Linked DNA regions of Homo sapiens: region 2 is linked to region 1. The links are chromatin loops, found by intact Hi-C in ENCODE. Cell type or tissue: thyroid gland. All regions are shown on one strand.

Evidence for each region. Hi-C counts contacts between places; a loop is a spot of excess contacts. Peaks named below come from ENCODE experiments on the same cell type or tissue, not always from the same donor. Only the 100,000 strongest peaks of a DNase experiment are listed, where the experiment ranks them.
Region 2: a loop joins it to region 1, with 4 times the contacts of the local background. A loop is called at or near these places in 1 of 110 quality-filtered maps.

Annotation. Positions count from the first base shown.
Region 1 is chr7:43,130,297-43,135,296 of GRCh38, forward strand. The region is part of intron 2 of HECW1 (HECT, C2 and WW domain containing E3 ubiquitin protein ligase 1); the gene reads left to right. The region is part of intron 3 of HECW1-IT1 (HECW1 intronic transcript 1); the gene reads left to right. Among named protein-coding and RNA genes, the nearest start is that of HECW1-IT1, 15 kb to the left of the region's middle. In thyroid gland, no CTCF peak of the experiment used is centred here; no DNase peak of the experiment used is centred here.
Region 2 is chr7:43,246,405-43,251,404 of GRCh38, forward strand. The region is part of intron 3 of HECW1 (HECT, C2 and WW domain containing E3 ubiquitin protein ligase 1); the gene reads left to right. It overlaps LOC124901619 (a long non-coding RNA gene), which reads right to left and starts at 2,894. Exons shown (of 2, transcript XR_007060295.1): 1 at 2,779-2,894. In thyroid gland, no CTCF peak of the experiment used is centred here; a DNase peak (open chromatin) is centred at 2,937; H3K27ac peaks cover 1,699 bases.

The sequences.
Region 1 (5,000 bases):
CTTGAGGCTGGAACCTAAATCTAAACGTGAAATTCATTTATGTTTCATGTACGCCTTATGCACATATCCTGAAGGTAATTATACAATATTTTTGATAATTTTATACATGATACAGTCTGTGTACATTGAACCGTCAGAAAGCAAGGGTGTCACTATCTCAGGCACCCATGTGGACAGTCTGTGGGTGTTTGACATCACCATCATTCCTGACTCAGAATTTGTATGCTACAAAGAAAATGATAAGTAATCATTTTCTTACACTTATTCGCACTTCAGTACTCAACAGTAAAACAATATGGCATATCATTAATATAGTGATAAACAATGTGTTCCAGGTAACTAAGCAACACAGTAGCATCACCAGAATACCTGTATCAGCTGTTAGACAATGACAACAAACATCAGCAGGCTGGATCAATTGTGTGTGGTGCACATGAATTTTGACTGTGACCTGGCACATGAGGTCCATTGTGGAATTTTCCACTTGTGGCATTATGTCGGCATTTAAAACATTTCAAACGTTGTAGTATTTCAGATTTCAGATTTTTGGATTAGAAATGCTCAACCTGTATTAATAACTGGGTATACAATAATCTACTTAGTACTTTGTGTATATGTATGTATCTATTATGCATTGATTCTTTAGTGTGGCACTTTACTGTATGTTTTATGTATAAAATTTTATTTGGCTGAGCATGGTGGCTCAGACCTGTAATCCTAACACTTTGGGAGGCCAAGGCGGGTGAATCACTGGAGGTCAGGAGTTCAAGACCAGCCTGGCCAATATGGTGAAACCCCATCTGTACTAAAAATACAAAAATTAGATGGGCGTGGTGGCACACGCGTGTAATCCCAGCTACTTGGGAGGCTGAGGCAGGAGAATTGCTTGAACCCAGGAGCAGAGGTTGCGGTGAGCCGAGATCTTGCCACTGCACTCCAGCCTGGGCAACAGAGTGAGACTCTATCTCAAAAAAAAATTTTTTTTGTATTTAATCCTTCCAAGTTTGTGTGAAAAGTATTATTAACTTCAGTCTACAGATGGGAGTACTGAGACCTGAAGTGTTTCTATGGCTTGACCAGCTCACACTGCTGGGCTTTCCAATGACCAACCCTGCATTTTCAGCCTTTCACTTATTACTGGGCACTGAAGTTAAATGTACCTTTGTTTTGTTTTTTGAGAGGAGTGGATGTTAGAAACATTGAATTGATTAATACAGTGTATACAAATCATTGACTGCATTTTTTTGGTATTTCCATAGAAATGATTCTCAAAAGCAGAACTGATGAATCAAAAGGTACACTGGGGTTTCCTCAAACATACTGAAGAATGTGGCTTTTCAGGAAAGTTGTAACAACATATATTGTATTCCAACCCTCTATGAAGGTGCCAGACTCCAACTTGTCAGTGCTCAGCGCTATGATTTAAACCCTTTTAGTTTTGCTCTTTTGCCAAAGGAAGAGGGATACTGGAGGTGGGCTCTTTGCAGGTAGGTGCAGCCAGGTGACTCCTGAGAGTGGCATCTGGGAAAGATGTTGTTTTCCTGATCAGGAGGGACATTTTCAGTTGGCACAAGTGTTCACCCTTTGTCCTTCTGTCTCCTCCTGCTGTCTTATGACCGAGGATTGAAAGCTGCATGCTGAGGACTCCACATGGAGGGAAAGGTGGCCTGGGGGCCTGGGTTACAAGGGCATCGAGTGGGGAAAATACCCAGTTTAGTGAAACCTCTGTTGTTAGGTTCAGATGCAAAGGCAAATGCAATCCTATCCACTCTATTTTCTCTGACTCTTAGTGAAAGGATCATGTTTGTATCTCATTTTCTGCAAATTCTCTGTACTGGGACTTTGCATCTCCACACAGCCCCTCACAGCGCCCCCCCGCCCCAAGTAAGGTTTTGGTGTTTCTCTTGCCAATTTGAATTAAGTCTATATATTATAGATGTTAACTATCATTTTTGATGCAGTTTAAGATGTGTCTTTTAATTTTATTTGTGATGACCTATTGGTTAAAATAATGATCTTCAGATGTCTCCATCAAAAAGTACAATTTGTCTTCACACTTACTAATAGGGACAAATTCCTATTCCCCAATAACCTTGCACTTAATTGTCGTATCATCGAATGGATCGCCCCTAAATCTACATTGGGGGTTGCAAAATGGTAACTTTACAATCATATGATTCCCTTCACATTCATTAGTGGTCATTCTTCTGTGAACAAGAGTTTCCTTCTCTCTCTCTCTTTCTCTCTTTCTCTCTCTCCCTTCCTCCACCCCTCCCTTTAGGGGAAGAGAGTCACTGGGTTCTTAAGGATTTTTACTTACTCAGTGTGATACAATCAGTATTCTTCATGGTGCTCAAATTAACCCAATTTTGCCCAGTGAGTGCCTTTTATGTTATCTCTAACACAAGAAATTGAGTGCTTACACTTTTCTTTAATTCTTGACCCTTCTTTCTTCCTTCCTTCCACTCTCCTGGTCTCTTCCCCTTCCTCTGTTCCTTCCTTCCTTCCTCCCTTCTTTTCTTCTTCAGTTGGAGGTGGGAGGTGCTTATAACATTGGCTAAAATTAGAACGATAATAAATAATGTGGTGAAAGAAGAGTTCTATTTAGTTCTTGTCTTTAATTAAGCTGGATTTAGTTTTTCATTATTAAATAATAAGGGCTATTTGTTTCAGTTTTTTAATAAGAAAGAAGGATGATTCTATTTCTAGTTTTGTTGGTGTTTTAATCATGTCTAAACATTGAATTTGGGGGAATTTACTGAAGTTAACTAGTGCGTTTTTTCCTTTGACCTAATGAAATGATCAATTACATTAATAAGTTTCCTAGAATTAAACTATCTTTACAGCCTTCAAATACACCCAACCTGAGCACTATTATTTTTTCAATTCTGTGATGACTCAATGTGTTTAGTTTTATATATATATGATATACTTACATATGAAATATATACACATTTATATATAAATGAATAAATAAGATTAGTTTGCATTTTTATTATACTATGTATTTAACATTTATAAAATGAATTGGTAAACTTTTTAAATTCTCCTGGGAAATGAATATCATGTGATTATTATTCCCTGGAAAATCTCCTTGGGCTTTATGCCTTTTTCCGTATCAATCTGATAAATTAATTCATTAATCTTATGGTTATTGGTCTCTTTAGTTTTTATTTCTAGTTGAGACAAATAAATTATCTTTTCCTAGAAAACTGTCTATTTTTCTAAATTCAAGTTTTTGACCATTTTTCTTTTATAGTTTCCTGTTTATTAGTAGCTTTAATTCCTTTTGTTGTTGTTTTTACATTTTATATTTCTCTCTTTCTTTCTCTGTTCCTTCCTTACTCTGTCCCTTACTCTCTCCCTCTCTTCCTCCCTCTCTTTTTCAACTAAGATTAGTTGTAAATGTGTCTATTTTATTGTTTTTTTAACTCAAGAACTAATGCTGATATTCATTTCCTTTATTTTGTACTTTCTTATATCTATTGTTTTCAAATATATGTATATTTTTAATAATACAGTTTTCATGAGTGTCTTTTACTTTTCTTTTTATGCTGTTTTGGATGAAAACTTTATTTGTTGATTCCCATCTTGGCATGTCAATAATTTTAAGTCATTCTTTTCTGCTAAGTCTAGATTTAGCTTAAGAATTCTTCTCAACAGAGAGCTGTACATTGTCACATGTAGGCTAGGATATATAGCTGTGTCCATCTTCGGAAAATATAATTAGTCACAAGCCCTCTCTAACTTGTTCAAACTTACCTAAATTATGTTTTTTTATAGCCCAAGTGTTTCATTCTTAAATTTTAAGAATAAATTTGTGGCCGGGCATGGTGGCTCAAGCCTGTAATCCCAGCACTTTGGGAGTGGGCGGGTCACCTGAGGTCAGGAGTTCCAGACCAGCCTGGCCAACATGATGAAACCCTGTCTCTACTAAAAATGCAAAAAGTAGCCGGGCGTGGTGGTGCATGCCTGTAATCCCAGCTACTTGGGAGGCTGAAGCAGAAGAACCGCTTGAACCCGGGAGGCAGAGGTTGCAGTGAGCCGAGATTGCACCATTGCACTCCAGTGTGGGTAAGAGAGTGAGACTCTGTCTCAAAAAAAAAAAAAAAAAAAAAAGAATAAATGTGTTTTAAAATATGAATGGAATGAACTTCCCACCTATAGATTTTTGGGAAAGTCTATGTTTAAGTGTTTTTATGTTTAAATTTAAATTTAATTTTTTTAAAGACAGGGTCTTGCTCTGTCCCCAAGGCTGGAATGCAGTGGTGCAATCATAGCATACTGCAGCTTTGAACTCCTGGGCTCAAGCAATCCTCCTGCCTCAGCCTCCTAAGTAGTTGGGACTACAGGCATGCACCACCATGCTGGGCTTCTGCAGGTTTTTAAGTGGCATATTTTCCTCAATCTTTCAATATTTGGGGGATTTTTTTTTCTTACTTTAATAAATAATGTTTTGTCTGCGACTATCATTTTTGTGTTGTGACTTTTTCCCCAAGACTCTTGACATATTATTCTACCTTTGGTGATCATGGAGAAGTCTGAGGGCAGCCTAAATTTAAATTCTTTGTAGATAATCTGGATTGTTTTTCTACTTGGGTACATTTAAGAGTTTTAAAAAATGTATCAGAGCATTTTGCTAAAATGTCTAGGTATATAGGTTTTTGCTCTCGTTGACTTTACCTGAAACATGAATTCTGATTTGCCTACTCTGTGAAGGAAAATCTTTACTTATTATATTTTTGTGTATTGATTCTTCCCCCTGTGGTACTGTATTTATCTCGGGGATGTTGTTATAGGCTGTTATCTATCTACCAATATCTTCCCTCTCTTTTTTCACTTACTAACAGGGCCACGACTTAATTTGGGAATGGTCTCTTCTTAACAGCTTTATCTCCCAGTCTTCCTTACAGGGAGGGGGTAGTCATATGACATATTTGAATCTAATGAGATAAATTTGGAAGCTGCCAGGTGGAGCTCCTGAGAATGCTCTTTAAGGG
Region 2 (5,000 bases), 120 kb after region 1:
AGGCTCATACAAGGAAGAATTTTATGCTATAAACACCGGTTCTCAACCAGGGGTACATCGCAAACCACCAAGTCTAGCTCTGCACGTGAAGCCTGTGTAGTTGCACACTGAAAAGGTCTCTAGGTAATTCTGGTATGCACTCCTGGTTGAGAAACACTAGCTAGACCTGACGGGAACTAAGCCTTTCCACATCTGTGAATAAGAGAATGAGAAAGAAATCTGTGCTGAAGATCTTTATGCTACAAAGACAAGTATCTTGTCACCCAAAGATGGCTTTCTAAGCCTATCAAAGGCCCTCTGTGGAGAAAAAACAAAACATGCATTGCAAATGACTGGCATCTCTGTGTCTGTTAGGTCCCCTGAGAGGGCAAGAGAGAACTAACGTTTGTGACAGGGAAAGGGAGGAAGTGGAATTGTGTGGGGGCTGCAGCCTGGCAGAGCCTCTGCCAGCCCAGTGGACTCTCAGGAGCAAAAACTGCCTGTTCAGAGACCCAGTGTTGGGTGGGAATGGCTAGACCCCTGCATCCCCAACTAGCTTAATGTTAGGCCAAGGCACCCTAAAGAGAGCCTGAGCACCCCTCCATACATAGGTGGAGTGGAAGGAGTTGGTGGCTGGAAGCTGTCAGCTGACAGCATCCTGACAACTAGGCAATGAATCTGTTCTTAAAAGAGAAGCACAGCTCCATGTCTGCTATACTCTCCAAAGACTAGAAAATCAGTTCCTCTGGGCTGTTCAGAGTTTAGCTCTGTTTTGACTACAATGCCAAGGTGTGATCCTTTGGTGGAATTTACTGCCTTAAGGTAGAGGAATGAAGGGAGGACAATGGAAGAAATATGCAGGAAAACTTGGTTCATTTGATTTCCTTCTGTTTAGGGCATGTGCTAGATGGCAGGACATGGAAGAATAGGGCACTAAAATTTGAGGGATCATAACAACTTCTCATGTCGAAAGTGAAGCCCAGACCAGGCACAGTGGCTCATGCCTGTAATCCAGCACTTTGGGAGGGGGATAGCGGGAGGATAGCTTGAGACCAGTCTATATAAGCCTGGGCAACATGGTGAGACCCCATCTCTAATAAAAATAAAATTTTAGCCAGGCATGGCAGTGCACCTGCAGTCACAGTTACTCTGGTGGTTGAGGCAGAATTGCTTGAGCCCAGGAGTTAGAGGCTGCAGTGGGCTATAATCGTGCCATTGCACTCCAGCCTAGGCAACAGAGCAAGATGCTATGGAAGGAAAGAAAGAGAGAGAGAGAGGAAGGAAGGGGAGAGGGAGGGAGGGAGGGAGGAAGGAAGGGGAGAGGGAGGGAGGGAAGAAGGAAGGAAGAAAGGAAGGAAGGAGGGAGGGAGGAAGGGAAAGAGAGGAAAAAAGAGAGAGAAAAAAAGAAAAGAAGGAGGGAAGGAAAGAAAAGAAAGAGAGAGAAAGGTAAGAAGGAAGGAAGAAGGAAGGAAGGAAAGAAAGAAGAAAGCAAGCAAGAAAGGGAGGGAGAGAGGAAGGAAGGAAGGAGGGAGGAAGGGAAAGAGGAAAAAAGAGAGAGAAAAAAGGAGGGAAGGAAAGAAAAAGAGAAAGGAAAGAAGGAAGGAAGAAGGAAGGAAGGAAAGAAAGAGAGAAAGAAGAAAGCAAGCAAGAAGGGAGGGAGGGAGAGAGGAAGGAAGGAAGGGAGGGAGGGAGGGAAAACAATGGAGAGAGGGAGGGAAGAGAAAGACAAAGGAGAGGAGGAGAGGTGAGGAGAGGAGAGAAAGAAGAAGAAAGAGAGAGGAGCCCAGAGAGGTTGTGTGTCATCAGAGATCACCCAGAGATCGCAGGGCTGAGGTGGAGCCCCAGGGCTCCTGACAGCAACACCCCTCTCCTGACACAGAATGGGCATTGTTACATCAGTCTCCTTCACCCCATACTCTACACAATAAAGAAAATCTGTGGCTCCAGAACTTTTATGTTCTTGCTTAAATCTTCCAAACTGAAAACGATCCTGAGGTTCCCTACACCATACCCCGCCCCACCACATCCTTCATCTAGACACATCCTGGGTCTAGAACGTATCAGGAGACAGAGGTGTAGAACCACAGCCAGCTTCCCTAAACTTCCACTAATCTCCGGCTTGCTTTTGGTTATAATGTTGTGCAGATATAAATTGACAAAGTCATGAGAAGCCTCTCTTCTAACTCTGCAGTTTGTCATCCTGACACCAACAGAAAATCAGGACATCATTAATTCTCTACACTTATTGATTTGGAACCTCCATTGTAAGGCCGGCTGCTTTACTCTCCCTCCTCCTCCTCCTCCTCCTCCTTTTCCTCCTCCTCCTCCTCCTCCTCCTCCTCCTTTTCCTCCTCCTTCTCCTGTCCCTCTTCCCCCATCTCCCCGTTCTCCTCCTGTTTCCCCTCCCCCTCCTCATAGTTTTCAGGGTCGGAGTCCTAGGCCACTCTATTGCAACAGCTACCAAAGAGAAAGGGGCTGAATCTGTGTGCATGTGAGGCCACAACCTCTAGACCCCAGTGACTTAGGGGCCTCCCTGCCTCCCCTCTAGCTCTTCGCCAGTCATTGCCTGAACTCGGCTTTCCTGGACCTTAGGGGATAAATAGTGTGGTCCAGCACTGCCCTGGGTGAGCTGAGTCATGCCCTTGGCAGGGTCGAGGAGCTCCCGTGAGGAGACCAATCGCCTAGCGTGAGTCTTCTTCCGGGATTGCTCGCCCTCTGCCCCCTAGGTGCCGGGCGCCGCCCGTCCCCACCTCCATCAGAACTCGGGTCATCTGCGGAGCCTTGGCTGCGGCCCGGTACCTGGGTGTGACTCCGCCACTAACATTTTCCCAGCAGGAAGCAGCAAGCTCAGCACAGAAATAAAACTGTCCTGGTGAGTCGCTCACAGCCTGTCCCAGTAACTGTTCCGGAGCGTCAGCCTGACGCAGCACCCCTGAAGGACCACGCCGTGCGGGCTGCGAGCCTCGCCCTTAACCATGCCCAGCAGGACCAGAGCTGCCAGCACAAATGAAGGTCCTGGCCATTGAACAACTTCTGAGCCTGCACTTTAAGAAGGCGCTCTTGTTTTGAATACGTAGTCTGTCCTGTTCTTTCAAAGTAAGTGCTTTTATCAAGGGCCTGGACTGTCTTTTAAACATATTTTTTTCTCACTTGTACATTAAAGGGAAATGTATTTCTGTCTAGAAAAGGAGACCGGGAGAGGAATGAGACTGTGCGGTATTCAGGCTTGGTTTAAACTAGGGCATGCACACTGCATAGCTATTTTCTTCAGGCAGCATGTGGCCAAAAAACATGCGTGTGTAGCTGACTGTTTTGAGCTTTGTTTATTTTAAGTACTGTATACTGAGGGATTTTGTTCAAGCAAAGGAGTACCAGCTTTATATGCAGCCACAGATGCCTCTCTTGCTTGGTAGTGCTAGATTTAGAGCTCAAAATTTTCCTTTTCAGCAAGAACTAGAAGTTCCCTAGTAGTATTTTTTCCCCTCATGCCTGTTTGCACTGTGCAGAATTCTTAGAGAACACGGCTTTGCAAATGTTCTGCGGCAGTCTCAGGATAGCACGGTATGTCAGCAGATATGGGTCCCGGGCCTGTTTGCTTAGCTATGCTTTCTTAATGCAGGTTCTTGCTTTACACGATTTCAGACAATAACTCAGTATTTTCATGATCACAGCTGAATATACGCCACGGATGGATGTGTATTTTTCTTCCTCTCTTGCAGATTTTTTTTAACCAAAACACACACACACACACGCGCACACACACATACACACACACACAGAAATACAAAATAAAACTGGATTTGGTAGCATTGTATTTGTCTTAAAATTCTGGATAGGGATTATGCTGGGTCACTCTGGTCCACAGCAGCCTCATGAACTACTCTGAATTCGATGACAGACCCTGAAATGAGGGGTCTGTGACACCAACTCAGCCTGGCTTGGATGTTGTAGATGGGAGCATGGACCAGTCATTCCTTTTCAACTGGGCCACTATTTATTGAGCGCCTACTGTGTACCAGATATAGTCAAAAAATGAGAGATACAGCTGTTAGCAAACAGGTCTCTGGCCTCCTGGAGGTTTTATTCTAGCTGTGAGAAGGAGTGTCAGAAAATGAAGAACCCACACAAGTGTAGAACACAATGTAAAGCCCTAGGAAGTGCTAAGAAGAGAGGACAGGGGAAGGAAGGTGGAGAAGAGAGCGCCAGGAACGTCCTGTGTGTACCTGCCCTGCCTTGTACTTCCGCCTCTGGGTACAATCTAAAAACCCATGCTGTCTCTCTGAACTTGCGTAAAAAAATAGCCCAGAGGTCACCAACTCATGCTCCCTTGCAAGTTTATTTTATTTGGCTGCCGGTGCTTTTTGATTTTTTAGGTTTGATTTTATTAATGATTTTTTAAATAAAAACAGGCAATTTTATGTAAAAATTCAGAATCTTAGCTTCTCTTGAAAAAAATCAAAAGCTCCTACAGTCCTGGGCCCACCCTCTGCTTAGCCACAGAGCTGAGTGAGGAGGGCCCTGTTAGGCCGGAGGGCATATGACCTTCAGATCCTCACAACTCCTACTTAGCTCACCTCCTCTGAAGGCAGCTGTGTTTTAGCCTATTTTGTTGCTGGCCCTACAATCATTCGTTACTTCTCCCAGGGCAGCAATGCTTCTGGTGTCAGGGACCCCACCCCCCTTACTGGATGGGCCCTGTGGATGCTTCCTCCTCTGGCTTTCTCTCCCAGTCATTTTATTGAGGTTTGCCTCTCCTTGAGGGCTGCAAGGGGTGGTGAAGGTGCCAAGCTATCAGAGTCCCAGGCCAAGTCACAGAAGCTGTCTGTCGAAGAATGAGCCCTGTCCTTCTGCAATCCCAGATTCCTTTTGCCTAGCCTAGTGGGACAGGGGACTGAATGTGGATGCACAAAATCTAGTTTCTTTCTTTTTTTCTTTTATTTTTTTGAGATGGAGTCTCACTCTATCACCCAGACTGGAGTGCGATAGCGCGGCCTTGGCTCACTGCAACTTCCGCCTCCCAG